2 separate regions of the Homo sapiens genome follow, and region 1 is linked to region 2. The links are chromatin loops, found by intact Hi-C in ENCODE. Cell type or tissue: heart left ventricle. All regions are shown on one strand. Links, peaks and the distances in the headings refer to the core of each region. The heading gives the core; the rest is flanking DNA.

Region 1 (8,081 bases), core at 2,677-5,176, 110 kb before region 2:
CCAAGTGTAAACAAGGACAAGGAGCAAGGGAGATTCATATGGACAATGGTGGGAGTATCTCATGAATGCAATAAAGTACACATCTTACAATTTAGCAATTCTACTCCTAAGTATATTCTAAGAAAACATCAACAAATTTTTATTTTTAAAATCCCTAGCAGGATTATTTGGAATAGAAAAAACAACATCACTAATCAATAGATAAATGCAAATCAAAACTACAGTGAGATACCATCTCATACCAGTCAGAATGGCTATTATTAAGAAATCAAAATTAACCGATGCTGGCAAGGTTGCAGAGAAAATGGAACACTTATACACTGCTGGTGGGAGTGTAAGTTAATTCATCCTTTGTGGAAAGCAGTGTGGTGATTCCTCAAAGAACTTAAAACAGAATTATCATTTGACCCAGCAATCCTATTATTGGATATATACATAAAGGAATATAAATTGTTCTGTCATAAAGACACATGCACATATATGTTCACTGCAGCACTACCCACAAAAGCAAAGACATAGAATTAACCTAAATGCCCATCAACAGTAGACTGGATGAAGAAAATGTTATACATATACACCATGGAATACTAGGCAGCCATATAAAAGAATGAGATTATGTTCTTTGCAGCAACATTGATGGACCTGGAGGCCATTATCCTAAGTGAATTGATGCAGGAACAGAAAACCAAATACTACATGTTCTCACTTACAAGTAGGGGCTAAACAATGAGAACACATGGACACTAAGAGGGGAACAAGGGACACTGGGACCTACTTGACAGTGGAAGAAAGGAGGAGGGAGAGGATCAGAAAAAACAACTACCGGGTACTAAGTATAATATCTGGGTGATGAAATAATCTGTACACCAAACCCCCATGGCACACAGCTTACCTATAAAACAAACCTGCATGTGTAGCCCTGAACCTAAAACAAAAGTTTAAAAAAAAAAAAAAAAGAAAAGCAAGAGAGAACCTAAAAGTCACTTATAGACGAATGGATATACTGTGGCATTCTCAAACTTTAGAGAATGCAGCTGTGGGAATGAATGAACTAGATTTACCCATAATCAACCACATTTAGAGGGCGAAAAAAAAATAGTTGTAGTCAAATGTATGCTATATATTGTATGTAGGTACTGCATAAAGTTTAAAACGTTCAAAACAGGCTGGGTGTGGTGGCTCATGCCTGTAATCCCAGCACTTTGGGAGGCCAAGACAGGAGGATCACTTGAGGTCAGGAGTTCAATACCAGCCTGGCCAACATGGAGAAACCCTGTCTCTACTAAAAATACAAAAATTTGGGGGTGGTCAGGGGCGGGGGGCGCCTGTAATCCCAGCTACTCGAGAGGCTGAGGTGGGAGAACCACTTGAACCTGAGAGGTGGAGGCTGCAGTGGGCTGAGATTGCACCACTGCACTCCAGCCTGGGTGACAGAGACTCCGTCAAAAAAAAAAAAAAAAAAAAAAAGTGAAATAGTAACTCACTGTTTAGGACCCAAACATAGGTCTATAGTTACATGGAAATTTAAAAAGGCAGATCAGAATAGTGGATCTCTGTAGGAGGAAGATGACTTTTTTTTCTTTTTCTTTTTCTTTTTTTTTGAGATGGAGTTTCACTCTGGTTGCCCAGGCTGGAGTGCAATGGCGCGATTTCAGCTCACTGCAACTTCCACCTCCCGGGCTCAATCGATTCTCCTGCCTCACCCTCCCAAGTAGCTGAGATTACAGGCATGCATCACCACATCCAGCTAATTTTGTATTTTTAGTAGAGACGGGGTTTCGCCATGTTGGCCAGGCTGGTTCCGAACCCCTGATCTCAAGTGATCCACCCGCCTTGGCCTCCCAAAGTGCTGGGATTCCGGGCCGGAGCCACCGCACTCAGCTGGAAGGTAACTTTTTTAAGGTGGTGGATTAAAACATGCACATTTGTCATATTACATTTTATACTTTTGTATGTCTTAAATATTTCATAATGAAATTGTAGAATCTTGTCCTGGTTAATTGGTTACCACACTCCCATAATAGATAACTGAAACAGATAACTGATAGCAATTGATCGTGACCAGAAGTTGTACTCAAGACACATTTATTCTGAAGTTTACTAAAAACCACATTTTTCAAAAATCAAACTAGGATAAGTGTGATAGCTCCAAAAGAACCATTTGCATGTACTGAATAATGTTTTGTTTTCTAAATCAGTAGCTTCCAAAGTGGAGTGCATTGGGCCACAAGAAGAAAATATTGGAACTATGTGTTTTTCCATAAAATCCTTTCAATTTCTAGGTTTCATCTGTTATAGAAAATACATAACAGACACAAATCTAAATTAATTTATATAATATATTCCTGCACAGTGGTATGTCATGTCATTTATAAATCATTTTTTACTGATCAAAGTGCAAGGTCTAAAAAGTTTAAAAACCACTGTTAGGGATGACCATTAATGGACTTTCTAAACCACCTGTCCAAGTAACCTACATCCAGACCCTGAAAGTTAAAAATAGAGATTATACAGGAGGACTGGATTTTTTTTAGAGATAATTTATTAGTCAAAAAATATCTTGAACTAGATGACTAAAACTACAGTCTGAAAATAGCCTATGTCTGCCAACTTTCTACAGACCAAATTTCATATCAGGCTTCAAGACAAAGGTTGACATAACTGCCAACCAGTGCAGTAACAGGTCTGGCCTTATTCGTGTTGGATGCTTTGCTTGAAAAAGATAATAAATCACTTGAAAAGCCCACGTGGGAACAGGACACAATCTAGGAAACTGAATGCCACTCTGTAACACAAGTGCTAAATTAACATTCTCCAACTGCTTCCAGCTATTGATATTCATTTTGGAACAGGCAGGACATATTTAGAAAATGGCACATCACCAGAAAATGTGAGTGAGAGTGTGGGCTTTTGCCTGATACAATGCAGCGAGAATTTTTCTAGAACCAACTTCAGGAGGCAGAAAAGAAAACTCTGTTTCACAAACCTTTTAGATTAGAGTGTAATCTTCCAATAAAATAAGTTATACGAAATCAAGTAGTATCATCTTACTATAAATAACTATTCAAAGAAGCAGTATTTTAAAATAAACTCCTCCTCTTGGCCTTCAAGCTAGTGATCTTGGTTACTGCCAATAGCATTCATAATAAACAGGATATAGTTTTGTCAAATGTTTAGCAAAGTATTATAAATATGCTTTTGGTGAAAATAAGTATTCAATATCTTTTGGGGACAATGAGAGGACTATTCACATGTACCACTTATCAATTTAACAATGAGCAGATAATGTAAGAAAGTGCACATCAGCCAGCTACCATAATGGCTTGCATTTTGGCAGAAGTAGAAATGGAGGTGGGTGGATACCACAAATATCATTAGTCATAAATTGAGAGACATTAATATATTTATTAGGATAGTGTGCATTTTACCTTAATAATAATGATGTTCTCCCACCAGGCAGGCAAAAGAAAGCCTTCTCAAAGAATTCTTCACAAACATTCATTTGGACACCAGCTCAGAAAATCTCACTAAAGGTCACAGGCCTTTAGTAGACACAGACATCTATTTTGTACCTTGCTGTAAGGAAGCTACATAGCTCTATATGTGCAAAGCTTATATAGAAAGCTATCTGTCATTTCATATCTGACAATGGAAGCAATTCTCATTCTATCTCCATTGCCATCTTTTTTTAGGATTGATTCCTACAAGGTACAGCATGGAATGTTATAATTTCATACCAGGGTAGGTAAGTTTTTGATAAAAGCACTTGCTGAGATTTCTAATTTCTTCCCTCAAGGGCATGAAACTAAGCAAATTAATCACTCTAACATCTAGACTCTTAAGGCAGAGGCCCATTTATTAGAATATGTTCAATAGCAGAAGACATGCTATGTATCATCACACGCCCGCACCTGATCCTCAACTCTCTGGGCCCAGCGAGCAGCATCGTTACAGACGCTTAACACAGTTTAACGAATTTCTCTGATACACCAACAGTGGCTTGGTCCATGGTTCCACGGCTCTGCCTCCCAGGGACCATCAACAACCAAAGGCCCTTTCTCAGTGGTTTTCTTTGAGATGTTCAGAAGACACCCACACACACCTAACACTGCCCCCACCCACCTGGTTCTGTACCCTTATAGAGTTGAACAGTTCTCCCTTCCAGCCAAGGGCAGAAATGAGGAACCTGCCAGATCGGAGAGTTCCCAAATCTAATCACCATTTATGCTAGAATTCCTTCAGCTGCAAATAATGGTAGGGAAGGAGAAGGGAGTGGGGAGAATAAAGGAGATGGGGGGAGAGGGAGGGAGGGGATGCGCAAAGGGAAGAGGGGAGATAGGAAGATGAGGAGGGAGAAAGAGAGTGAAGGGAGGGGAGGGGAGAGAGACGAGGGGAGGGAAAAAAGGAGGGCGGCTCACATAACTGAAAAATTGAGGAGTGGGTCTCCTACCTTCAGACATAGCCAGATCCAGGGGATATTATCAGAACTTCACCTCTTTTTCCCGATTTCTAACCTCTGCTTTTCTCTGCATGATCCCCACTTACTAGCAGGGTCTCATCTTAGCAGTGACAAGATATCTGCCAGCAGCACCAGGCCTACATCTTCCCAGCTTTAAATTCAGTGAAAAGACAGGATCTCTTTCTAAAGCACTGCAATAAAATTTCCAGAATGAAAACTCATCAGCTTAATTGGCCTCTGTTGGTTATCTGCCCATTTGTGAACCAATCACTGTGGTCTGAGAGGTGCAAGGACTCCTCTGATTGGCCTGGCCTGGGCCATTTGCCCACTTCCGGCATCAGAAGGAAGGACAGTTTCAAAAGGCAAACTGGGTGTTGCTACAGGAGAGCATTCAGGCAAACCACAGCCAATCTCAGGACTCTCCTTGTTCTGCCTTGTCTTCAAATCCTCTTGCACATTTTTCCAGCCTCGGACCCGCTGTGCCTCACCATGTTCATCTAGCATAGGACCCTCAATACATTTCTCTGACACAGGGAAAACCCATTTGGTGTAGTGAATGACCCTAGAGTCAAACAGCCTGGGTTCTAATTCTGGCTCTATCATTTTAGCAAGCTGTATAATCTCTCCGTGCCTCAGTTTCCTCATCAAAAAAAAAAAGGCAGGTGGGCTGGGAGCAGTGGCTCATGCCTGTAATCCCAGCATTTTGGGAGGCCTAGGTGGGCAGATCACCTGAGGTCAGGAGTTTGAGACCAGCCTGGCCAACATGGCAAAACCCCATCTCTACTGAAAATACAAAACTTAGCCGGGTGTGGTGGCGCATGCCTGTGGTCCCAGCTATTAGGTCGCTGAGGCACTAGAATCACTTGAACCCAGGAGGCAAAGGTTGCAATAAACCGGGATTGTGCCACTGCACTCCAGCCTGGATGACAAAGCGAGACTCCATCTCAAAAAAAAAAAAAAAAGGCAGGCGACAATGGCACATCTATCAAGTTGTTGGGGCAAAAAATAAGATGACACAGGCAAAGTGCTTAAAACAGTGCCCAGCAGAAAGTTATCTCTCAATAAATGTTAGGAATTAAGTCTTCTAACAGAGTCATTTTGAAAAAGTTCAGTTAATAACTATCAAGTAGATTTTTTTTAATCCACAAGACATTAAACATCTAACAATCTAAAAAGATTATAGTTAATTTACATTTTGTCCAAAGCTCTCACTGGTTTTATATTGTGACAATTATCTAATTTGGTTACTGATAAATTCAGAAAAGAAGGGAGCTTAAAATTTGGGGTACACAGAACAGTGGAATTCTGAACTGTAAAAGATTGAGGTTTTTCAGCTGGGTGCAATGGCTCATGCCTGTAATTCCAGCAGTTTAGGAGGCCAAGGCAGGAGGATCACTTGAGGCCAGGAGTTCAAAACCAGACCTGGCAACATGACAAGACCCCATCTCCACAAAAAAAAAAAAAAAAAAAAAAAAAAAAGGAAAACAACTTTAAAAATTAGCCAGGCGTGGTGGCACACACCTGTAATCCTAGCTACTTGGGAGGCTGAGGTGAGAGGATCACTTGAGCCCAGGAGTTTGAGGTTAACAGGAGCTGTGATTACACCACTGCACTCCTGTGTAGGTGAGGTTTTTTCCCTGGAGGGAAAAGCGAAAAAAAAAAAAAAATTAGAAGTAATATCATGACCTCAACTTATTAAAAGAAAAAGCTAAATGAATACATGCAAATGAGAAATTGGCCATATTTAATATGTGGAAGAATGTTGTAATGAATATTTTTCCAGCAGTTGTCTAATAAAAATTTGGTCTATTCAATTCATCAAATTGCTGCCATTAAAAAACATCAAACTCAATCAAAATTCCTTTATTAAAGTTAGAAATTAATAGACCATTTGTATGAAATCTTACATGCTTTTTAAAATAAAGAAAACAGTTCTTCCAGGCAGTTCTCAGCTTTCAAGTGTTTCAGAAGGAAAAGTCTAAATGGGATACATAATGCATTTTTCCTCAAAATCCCTTCAACTGTCACAGGGGATTTCATTTTCAATAGAGCCATAATTTCACACAAAGTCTATGCTATTAATTTATCTCCCTTTAATCCTTTTCAAATAATCACAAAAATCTGAATGAGTGCTACATATTTCTTTTACATGAAATCTGAATAAAACTGACAGAAACATTCCAAGCTCCCACTGGCAGGCTTGGAAGGAGGCTTGGAAAGAAGCGGGTACAAGGACCACCCCTGTCTTCTAGGAGTTAAACACCTCACAGAGAGGCTGGGTGCAGTGACTCACACCTGTAATCCCAGCATTTTGGGAGGCTGAGGCGGGTGGATCACCTGAGGTCAGGAGTTCGAGACCAGTCTGGCCAACATGGCGAAACCCCGTCTCTACTGAAAATACAAAAATTAGCCGAACATGGTGGCACGTGCCTGTAATTCCAGCTACTAGGGGGGCTGAGGCAGAAGGATCACTTGAACCTGGGAGGCGGAGGTTGCAGTGAGCCGAGATCATGCCACTGCACTCCAGCCTGGGCAACAGAGTGAGATTCTGTCTCAAAAAACAAACAAACATCCAAAAAACAAAACAAAAACAAACAAAAAAAAACTCACAGAGTACACAAGTCCCACTCATGAACCGTGTCTCTAAAGAAACTTAGACACTTGGTTGTGAGGCACAGAAACAGCAGAAAATTCAAAAGGAGAAATCAGAGTGTCACCACATCAGGAGTGGCTTCAGGCCAAGAAGGGACCTGATCTAGGCTCTGAGGAGCTGTAGGATTTGGACAGGCAGAAAGGAGAAGGAAAAACATCCCACTGAAGTCCCTGCTCAACTAACTCACAATGGTTCTTGTGACATTTCCACAGATGAGTCTCCTGGCTGCTGGTCTGTGATGGTATTACTACTTTTACTGTCCAGTGATATAAAAAGCAGGTTTCACATTGCCCAGTAGCTTTGCAGTCACTGTTATCTATCTAGTTCTTTAAGTTTAAACATTCTGTTACTTATACCCAACAAACTGAGTGGATTAAAACGGTATCTTGAACGGGAATAATTATTATTATCACTATTCATTTTAACTTCACTCTCAACAGTTACTTTTTACCTAATCCCCACAAACATTTTCATGAAGAACTTATCATTAAAAAAAGTATGTCAAAAGAGTCAGAGGAGACCCCCAACTCAGCAGAAGAAGCAATCCAGCCCTACAATGGAGGACAGGGCAGTTTAAGGCCCTAGAAAGCTACCTTCCTCTCTATGTCATGGGAATTTCTGTGCTGATGTGCATCCCCAAATAGAAACTCACCCACAGCACCAGTTAGAACAAGCAGGAGCCAGGGCTACAGCCAAGACAACCTCTATTTGTGGTACATAGAAGAGGGGTCATCTTACGGCAAACTTGATGATTACTGGGTTTTATCCCAAGAGAAAGAAGAGGCCAAGCGGCACTCATTAGGACCCCACTTTGTGAAGAGCAACACAGCCAATGTGAGGGCCAACAAGAGGGGTACATAATTCAGAACAATACAGTAGAGCATCAGCTCACTCCACTGGGATGCAAAGTTTCCCTCTCCTTTTCCAATGTAATGGATAAAGAAGAAGTGGTGCAGAAAATTGATCACT
Region 2 (8,081 bases), core at 2,436-4,935:
ATATTATATGATTTCATTCATACAAAATGTCCAGAATAGGCAAATCTAGAGTAGTGGTTAATAAGAGTTTGGGAGCAGGAAAAACGGGAAATAACTACTAATGGGTATGTAGTTTCTATTTAGAGGTGATGAAAAGGTTCAGGAATTAGATAGTGGTGATGGTTGCATACTGTTGTGAATGTACTAAAAAGTACTGAATTGACTGGGCATGATGGGTCACACCTGTAATTCCAGCACTTTGGGAGGCCAAGACAGGAGAATCACTTGAGGTCAGGAGTTCAAGACCAGCCTGGCCAACACGGCAAAACCCCATCTCTACTAAAAATACAAAAATAGCTGGGCATGGTGGCATGTGCCTGTAGTCCCAGCTACTCAGGAGGCTGAGGCATGAGAATCACTTGAACCTGGGAGGCAGACATTGCAGTGAGCTGAGATCACACCACTGAACTCCAGCCTGGACGATACAGTGAGACTCTATCTCAAAAAAATAAAAAATAAAAGATAAAAATAATAAGTACTGAATTATACACCTTAACATTGTGAATTTTACGGTATGTGAATTATACCTCAATAAAGCTGTTTTTTAAAATTTAGTTAGGAAAATGAACACCTACAGATAGACTTCCAAGATAGAAAATAAACTTTATTTTGTCTTATAATCAGTTCAGGTCAAGAAACATTCATTGATTTGGACTATGATAGATGCTAGGGATGTAAAGATAAATAAACCATGGACAGGCGCGGTGGCTCATGCCTGTAATCCCAGCACTCTGTGAGGACAAGGCAGGTGGATCACGAGGTCAGGAGATTGAGACCATCCTGGCTAACACGGTGAAACCCTATCTCTACTAAAAATACAAAAAATTAGCCGGGAGTGGTGGTGGGAGCCTGTAGTCCCAGCTACTCAGGAGGCTGAGGCAAGAGAATGATGTGAACCCAGGAGGCGGAGCTTGCAGTGAGCTGAGATTGTGCCACTGCACTCCAGCCTGGGTGACATAGTGAGACTCCATCTCGAAAAATAATAATAATAATAATAATAATAAATTATCCTTACCCTGAAGAAATTTAGTCTTTAACAAATACAATAAGTAGCAAATCATTAGGAAGAATTTTGGTTTCTTCACCTGGTTTTCACTCTCAAAATATGTAATTTTACCACAACAAACTTCAATTGAAAATCCAGCAAAATTCAATTTCGGTAGCCACCAAATTCAATAACCAGATGCTGAAGATAAACTAACTCAAATTCTAGCTACGGTTACACTTCTCTTCTAGCACAAGAAGGTTCCAGCTATGGTCCAGCATCCTTGCCCTGACTGCCTTGTTGCAGTGTGTGATCCTAGCTTGAGGATGCCAAGTAGTTTCTGTTTCTGTATCTCCTTGCCCTTGCCTCAACACCTGCTTACTGTTTTTACAAAACCTGGATTTTATTCCTTTAGGCACCTAACCCTTTCTTCAAACACCACTGAGGTTCTTCAGATTATCACAGATTTTAAATCAGGCCATCAAAGCATATACAGCTCCCTTCTTTTACGTCTTTTTATTTCATTTTCTTGGTAGAGATCCATAACACCTGTGTCTGGTGCCCTGCACTGAAGAAGCCAGGTATCAAAACCACCTCATACATTCAGTTGATCCAGAACAGGTACTGCGAACCAGACACAGACACCACAACAGCACGTGAATTTCGTTTGGCATGAGCTGTTCTGAAAACAGTATACTTAACCAACAAATTACACCCAAGAGATGTTTTACATACAAACTTACATGTAATTAAGTTTAGCTTCACTTGAAAAATCTGAAGATTTGGCCATGGTGGGTCCAAATTCCCATGTGGCAACAATAAGGTGAGCCAAGTGGGGACACTGCCTTTCCTTTTGATGAAGTGTGTCTCTCCATGATCCTCACCACTCCACAAGGCTACCATGCACAACACATCCAGCTGGTTTCATTTGTGACCTGTTGGCTCTGGAGGTATTGGAGTTTGAGACAAGTCCATGTTCAGGGAGTTAGAAGTTGTGTCCAATCATAAAGTGATCTCTTGGTTTAGGGTCGTATTGCCATGCTCCTCTACTTATGACAACCTCTCCTAGTTTCTCATGCCAACAACTGCTTCTTCTTCCTGTAATCACCAATCCTAAATATCACCTACATACCTGAACTACCCCAGGGAACTCCTGCAGAGGTATCTTCTGGCCTGGCAAGCTCCTATATGAAGTAGCAAAATTCCAGATCACATGGCAGAAGGCACTGAGGATCTCATCCACAGACTGATGAAATCTTCATTTCCACACTTACTTCTCTTTGAAGATAAATACTCCTAAATTTCTGAGTTCTGATGATTTAAAATGATGTTTCTCAAACTTTACTGTGCATCCAACATATGTGAGGATCTTTTAAAAATGCAGATTCAAATTCAATAAGTCTGGTGTGGTGCCTGAGATTCTGCATTTCCAACAAGCTCCCTGGTGATCCTGATGCTGCCTGGACTGTGGACCACACTTTGAATAGCAAGGAGTTAGAAGACTTACGAAGGAAGAAAGTTCTGAGATGAGAGTTATCTGAATGAACTAGGCCTCCAAGACTTGACTTTCTGACATTTTAAAAGTCCAAAATGTTAATCTTTTAGTATCCTGTGTCAATTAATATCTGATCTATATAAATAACAACCCTTCATAATGGTCCATGAAGAAGAAATAGATGGTTCCTTTAGCCATTAGGCATTGGTTATTGAATATTCACTATGTGATCAATACTGGGCATTACACAGGGGCATCTGCCAAGTTTCCATATATTTAGAGTGCTTAAAATCTAGGTGGCAAGAAGACTAATGGAAAACAATAACTAGTGTACCACCTAAAACAGCAGATGATTAAGATTTTAATTGCTACAAACGAGTGATTCCCAAGAGGGTAGCATATCAGCATCTGGGTGGAAGGCTAAACACACTGTCTCCCAACTCCTCCTATAAGATACTTACTCCACCCTTACTCTTACTGTCAATCACTGACAAGGGAAACTACACTGAATTCCAGGAATGGCATATTCTTCAGAAGGATGAGGTGGGAAAAATGACAAAAACCACTGTTTTTAAATTGCATACAGAAGGGCAATGGAGACCTGGGGCCTGAAAGAGTAAGTAGAAGTGGTGGGCATTCCAGGTGGGAGTTGCTTCCTGTGGTAAAAGTACTGAGGTGGAGATGAGTCTAGGGTATTTATGGGACAGGAAGAAGACCTGTCTAATTAAAGTAAACTAGAGTGTCCCACTCACCATCACCCTATTTTTAGTGGAGGAAGCATGGAAACTATCTCCTAAAAACCTGATGACCACCTGTTAAAAACACTGAAGAGATATTTCTTTACAGAAAGGCTAAACTAGTTTACCTCTCAGATCCTTTCCAATTTTTCCTCAAGTGCAGAACAAAATTCTGATTCTTCTCCAACCCATAATTCTAAATTGAATCACTTGTCTTGCCTGCTGTTGACCATGGCAGACAAGTGAAGAGAATGTGGATGTGTAAAACTCCCTATAAATTAAAAAAAAAAAAACCTAAATCACTGCATTAGGTTAAGCATTCCATTGCTGCTTAGCATCCCCAGTTCTCTAAGACTGTTCTCATAGGGCTATTTTCAACTCTGTCATCAATCATCTTTGTTACTCTTCCCTGAACCCTTTCCAAATTATCCTCATCCTTCTTATATAGGCAAGTGATGAATTACACTTCAGGTTTTCCCTGAGCACTCCATCTAAAGGAAGTCTCAGTTACACAACATTCTCTGCCAAAGCCCACCTCGACAAAGCACTTAATGTACTTCCAACTAGGTTTTTTCATTTGTTGCTTATGAAATATTTAAAATATACATTTAGAAGTTCATATTGTTAAGAAGTTAATATAACAGTAGCCCATATACCAAATATTACTTCCTTAATTTATGGTCAATGTGGACATCTAACTCTCTAATAAAAAAAATTCATAGTCTAAGATTGTGGCATATGGTTTTACTTGCTAATAATTTTCCCTTCCTTGTTTGTCTTTGCCATGATTCACTGTGGCCTAAGTATATTACTGAGGTATACCATACATACCAACGCCCAGATTTAACAAACATTAATATTTTTGCCTTGTTTTGCAATTATATACTTATTTATTTATTCATATATGTGTGGCCTGTTTTCCATTAGATTCTGTCTTATCTGGACAGAGCCATGTCTGATTATTAACCTCTTTTATACCCATTACTTAGCATAGAGCCTGGCATATAAGGTTCAATGAATAATGCATGAATGACTTTTGTCCTAGTATTAAATAAGGGCCATCACAATGGATGACTTATTAAACAAAAGACAATGATTCCATCTTTATTAAAAGTCCAAAGAGGGGAAAAAGGAAATGAGTCTTTATTAAAGAATGGGGTTTACATTTAAATGCATGCTATAGCTGGATATCGGACATTAGGATGAGTTAGTTGAGCAAGGTACAGAACTTCCCTTCCCTAGGGGCTCCTTTCCCTTGTTCCCTGAATAGCACATATATCTGCCTAGATAACAGTGATACAGAAGATGAGCTCTTCTAGCTCGTGTAGCTTAGAGATGCCAACTCAATGGCTTAAAGAAGGAGAGAACAAAGGAGGAGAAGGAGAAAGAGAAGAGAGGAAAAAATGGAGGGAGGAAGGGGTGGGGGCCTATACGGAGGGTATCCAATACCACTATAAGACCAGAAGAAATCATTCATTTTTTCTAGATTATGCCAATGGCAATAAAGATTATGTCCTGAAAACCTTAGAGTATGAAGTCCATTTGGATAAAATGAAGTGAAGCCTAAGGCAAAAACTTAAGAAAGATCATATCCAACTGTCAGAGAAATCTGACAGTTTTCTCTACCTCCTTCAGCCTGTACTCCCTGCCACCCAATATCTTCATGCAAAATCCTAAAAGTCTGGGTCCCTCCTGCCATGGTTCTCTACATGCTCTCAAATACCAAATATACACTCGTGTCTACTCCCCATCAAAACTTACTGGGTCTAAGTTCTATTACTTTGAGCTCTTATTCTTCTAGCAGGTCACTGAGAGATACTATGCTTATGATATAAATGGCTGTCTATTACTGAAAATATCACTTCCTTAATTTACAGTCAATGTGAACTTCCAACTCCCTAATAAAAAATTTCATAGTCTAAGATTGTGGCATATTGTTTTATTTGTTAATAATTCTCCCTTCCCTCTCTGTCCTTGCCACAGTTCACCACGGGCTAAGCATATGACTTAGGTATACCACTTGATATAACACAAATCATTTCTAATCACTGTCATAAGGAAATGTTTTTCTTGCTCCAAAGATATCTTACTCCACAGATAAAATATTACACGAGCACCTTTCCACTATGCAGCTAGCATATGTCAGCTTGGGGAAGCAGTCTTACACTCACTGCCCATCACTTTGCACAGCAAACTCACAGACACAGGGGCCACAGTTTGGTTGAATCCATAGTTTCCACTGTTTCTTTTTGTATTTCCTCAAGATCAGAGGGTATTACGTCTTCTCCATGAAGTGGGTAGCATGTGGATTGGCTTCTTTCTAAGTACAACTCCTTTTCTTCATGAAGCCATCACCTTATCTGTACCTGAGCCCAGTACCCTGTCAGTTCTGTCCCGAGCAACTTTTCCACTCTCATGAATAATGGTTAACCAAAAAAAAAAAAACAAAAAAAAACTCTTCCTATAGCACAAGTTTTCAGTGACAAATGAACAAAAGCATCACCGAGCACTCATTTCTGAACAAATGCCAAAAGCTGATTCATTCTCTGCATGACATCGGTGGTTTCATCCAACCATAAAGTGAAATATCTGCTAGCGTGCACTTGATAGTAATCGCTCTTCCACACTCCACTCCACTGATATTATGCCACAGCCAACCATGTTATTTGACAAAGGAGTTTTGTCAATAACTTCTGGTTTCTCTCTAAGGATAATGTTTGTCTTTAACTTTCCAGCTGATTTTCCAAGTGTCTCTTCAATAATATGACTCATACTTATTTTGCTACAAGGATCCTTTAATGATGCTAATAGAATTATAATCTCTTACCTACCTTTAGCCATATAATACATTAATTTTATAAAGGAAAGCATTATTGTGTGCCTGTCCTAGAAAACTTCAATAGTATAACAGAGAAGCCACTGTGCTTTGTTCGAAAATGACACAAAAACATCCATGGCTTCATGCCACTATTGGACAAAGTTTCATAACAGGCAACGATTACGGATTCATTTGGTCCTAATGGGGATAGCAAGTCCAATAAAAAATAGTTTTGAGATAGTCATTGTCATATTTCCATTTGCACTTTTCAATTTCAGCTACTGTTCTGAAATTGTCACTCTCAGAGATTCCCTTGTCTCTATACATACATATTCCCATTTTATATGCAGTGGGATTCAGTTCTCTAAGTATGTTTATGGTATTCTGAAATGTAGCATTTACAGTACTATTTTCATCACTATTTTTACACTTCAATGAACTACTTTTGAACCACTTATCTAGTTTTGTGAAATGGGAATACAATTTAAGAACAGCAAAAACAAAAAATATTCTTTTAACAAATAAAAAATAAGTAAATGATATAAAAATTATATTAACAAACATGAAGTGGACCATTAACAAAATGTAAGCTATACGCACTCACCAGTGCAGTCTTTGCAGCACAAATACAATCTTAAATATTATAATAAGTTTTAAGAACATAAGGGGATGTCTGCTGAAATCATAATTAAATGGCCTATCTCAAGGCCCTACAGGCTTTGCAACACCCACACCACCCTTCTGGTCTCATTTCTGACTTCCCCCTTGTCATTCCACCCCATCATGCTGATCTTGCAAATCTTTGAACATATCCAAACACATTCTTTTCTCAGGGCCTTTGCACTGGCCATCCTGCAACTCTATCCCTCAGGTATTTGTATTAAGCAACTTCTCTTACCTTCCGTTAACTCTTTGCTTAAGGTCTCTTTCTCCATGAAGCCTACTCAACCACACTTACCCTGTCCTACTTTCTCTTTCTTCCAAAGCACTCATCTCCTTCTAGCATCATATATAATTTAGTTATTTGGTTTATTATCTGTCTCCCACCTCCCACCTGCCTGCCCCCAACAGAATGAAAACTCTACAAGGTCAGAGATCTTTGTTTTATTCATTGATATATTCCCAGCACCTAGATCAGATACTAACCCGCAGATGGAGCTCAATACATATTACTTGAATGAACAAATAAATGAATGGATGAATGAATTAAATTTTTTCATTGCTTTTCCCTTCTAACCACCAAACTGCCTATGGATCTTACTTTGAGAATTAAAAAGAAAATGATAAGCCATCAGAGGTTTTTAAGCAAAAGAATTATATCAATAGAATGGTATTAAAATAGACAAGGTCAGGAGATGATTTAAAGTTTGGAGAGGCTAGATCCAAAGAGTTTAGTTAAAAAGTCAACCAATGAAAGAGATAAGGAAGGGCATAAATTTCCAATTACCAGGACTTCTTAAGTGGTTTATTTCAAACCTACAATTCACATATCCATAGATACATTATCAATGTTTATCTATACATACATTGCATACACACACACACACATATACGTTGAACAAGACTAGAAGAAGCTAAGGACATTTCTCATCATATGGATATAATACATATACAAGCTTATCACTTGAGTCATAGTTAGAACAGCCATAAATCCTAGTTTTCCTGGCACAGTCTCAGTTTATACTTGTTGATCTAATGCCCCTTCCAGTTAGTACCATATTTTACTCTCAAAAGTGTCCTTGTCTGGATTTTTTTAAATTACATAGTCATCCTACTTATAAAAAAGATACATAGGCCGGTCACGGTGGCTCACACCTGTAATCCCAACACTTTGGGAGGCCGAGGAGGGTGGATCATTTGTCAGGAGTTCAAGACCAGCCTGGCCAACATGGTGAAATCCTGTCTCTACTAAAAACACAAAAATTTGCTGATGGTAGTGGTGCGTGCCTGTAATCCCAGCTACTTGGGAGACGGAGGCATGAGAATCGCTTAAACCCAGGAGGCGGA

The links. A loop is a pair of places that touch in the nucleus more often than their neighbours do. Peaks named below come from ENCODE experiments on the same cell type or tissue, not always from the same donor. Only the 100,000 strongest peaks of a DNase experiment are listed, where the experiment ranks them.
Region 1: it touches region 2 in a loop (2.5-fold over the local background); 17 of 110 quality-filtered maps call a loop at or near these places.

What each region holds. Positions count from the first base shown.
Region 1 is chr2:196,471,038-196,479,118 of GRCh38, forward strand. The region is part of intron 1 of HECW2 (HECT, C2 and WW domain containing E3 ubiquitin protein ligase 2); the gene reads right to left. It overlaps LOC105373821 (a long non-coding RNA gene), which reads left to right. Exons shown (of 5, transcript XR_007087827.1): 3 at 3,693-3,745; 4 at 4,143-4,254; 5 at 4,549-4,676. Among named protein-coding and RNA genes, the nearest start is that of HECW2, 120 kb to the right of the region's middle. In heart left ventricle, for the core only: no CTCF peak of the experiment used is centred there; no DNase peak of the experiment used is centred there; H3K27ac peaks cover 230 bases.
Region 2 is chr2:196,581,053-196,589,133 of GRCh38, forward strand. All of the region lies in intron 1 of HECW2 (HECT, C2 and WW domain containing E3 ubiquitin protein ligase 2), which reads right to left. Among named protein-coding and RNA genes, the nearest start is that of HECW2, 8.5 kb to the right of the region's middle. In heart left ventricle, for the core only: no CTCF peak of the experiment used is centred there; no DNase peak of the experiment used is centred there.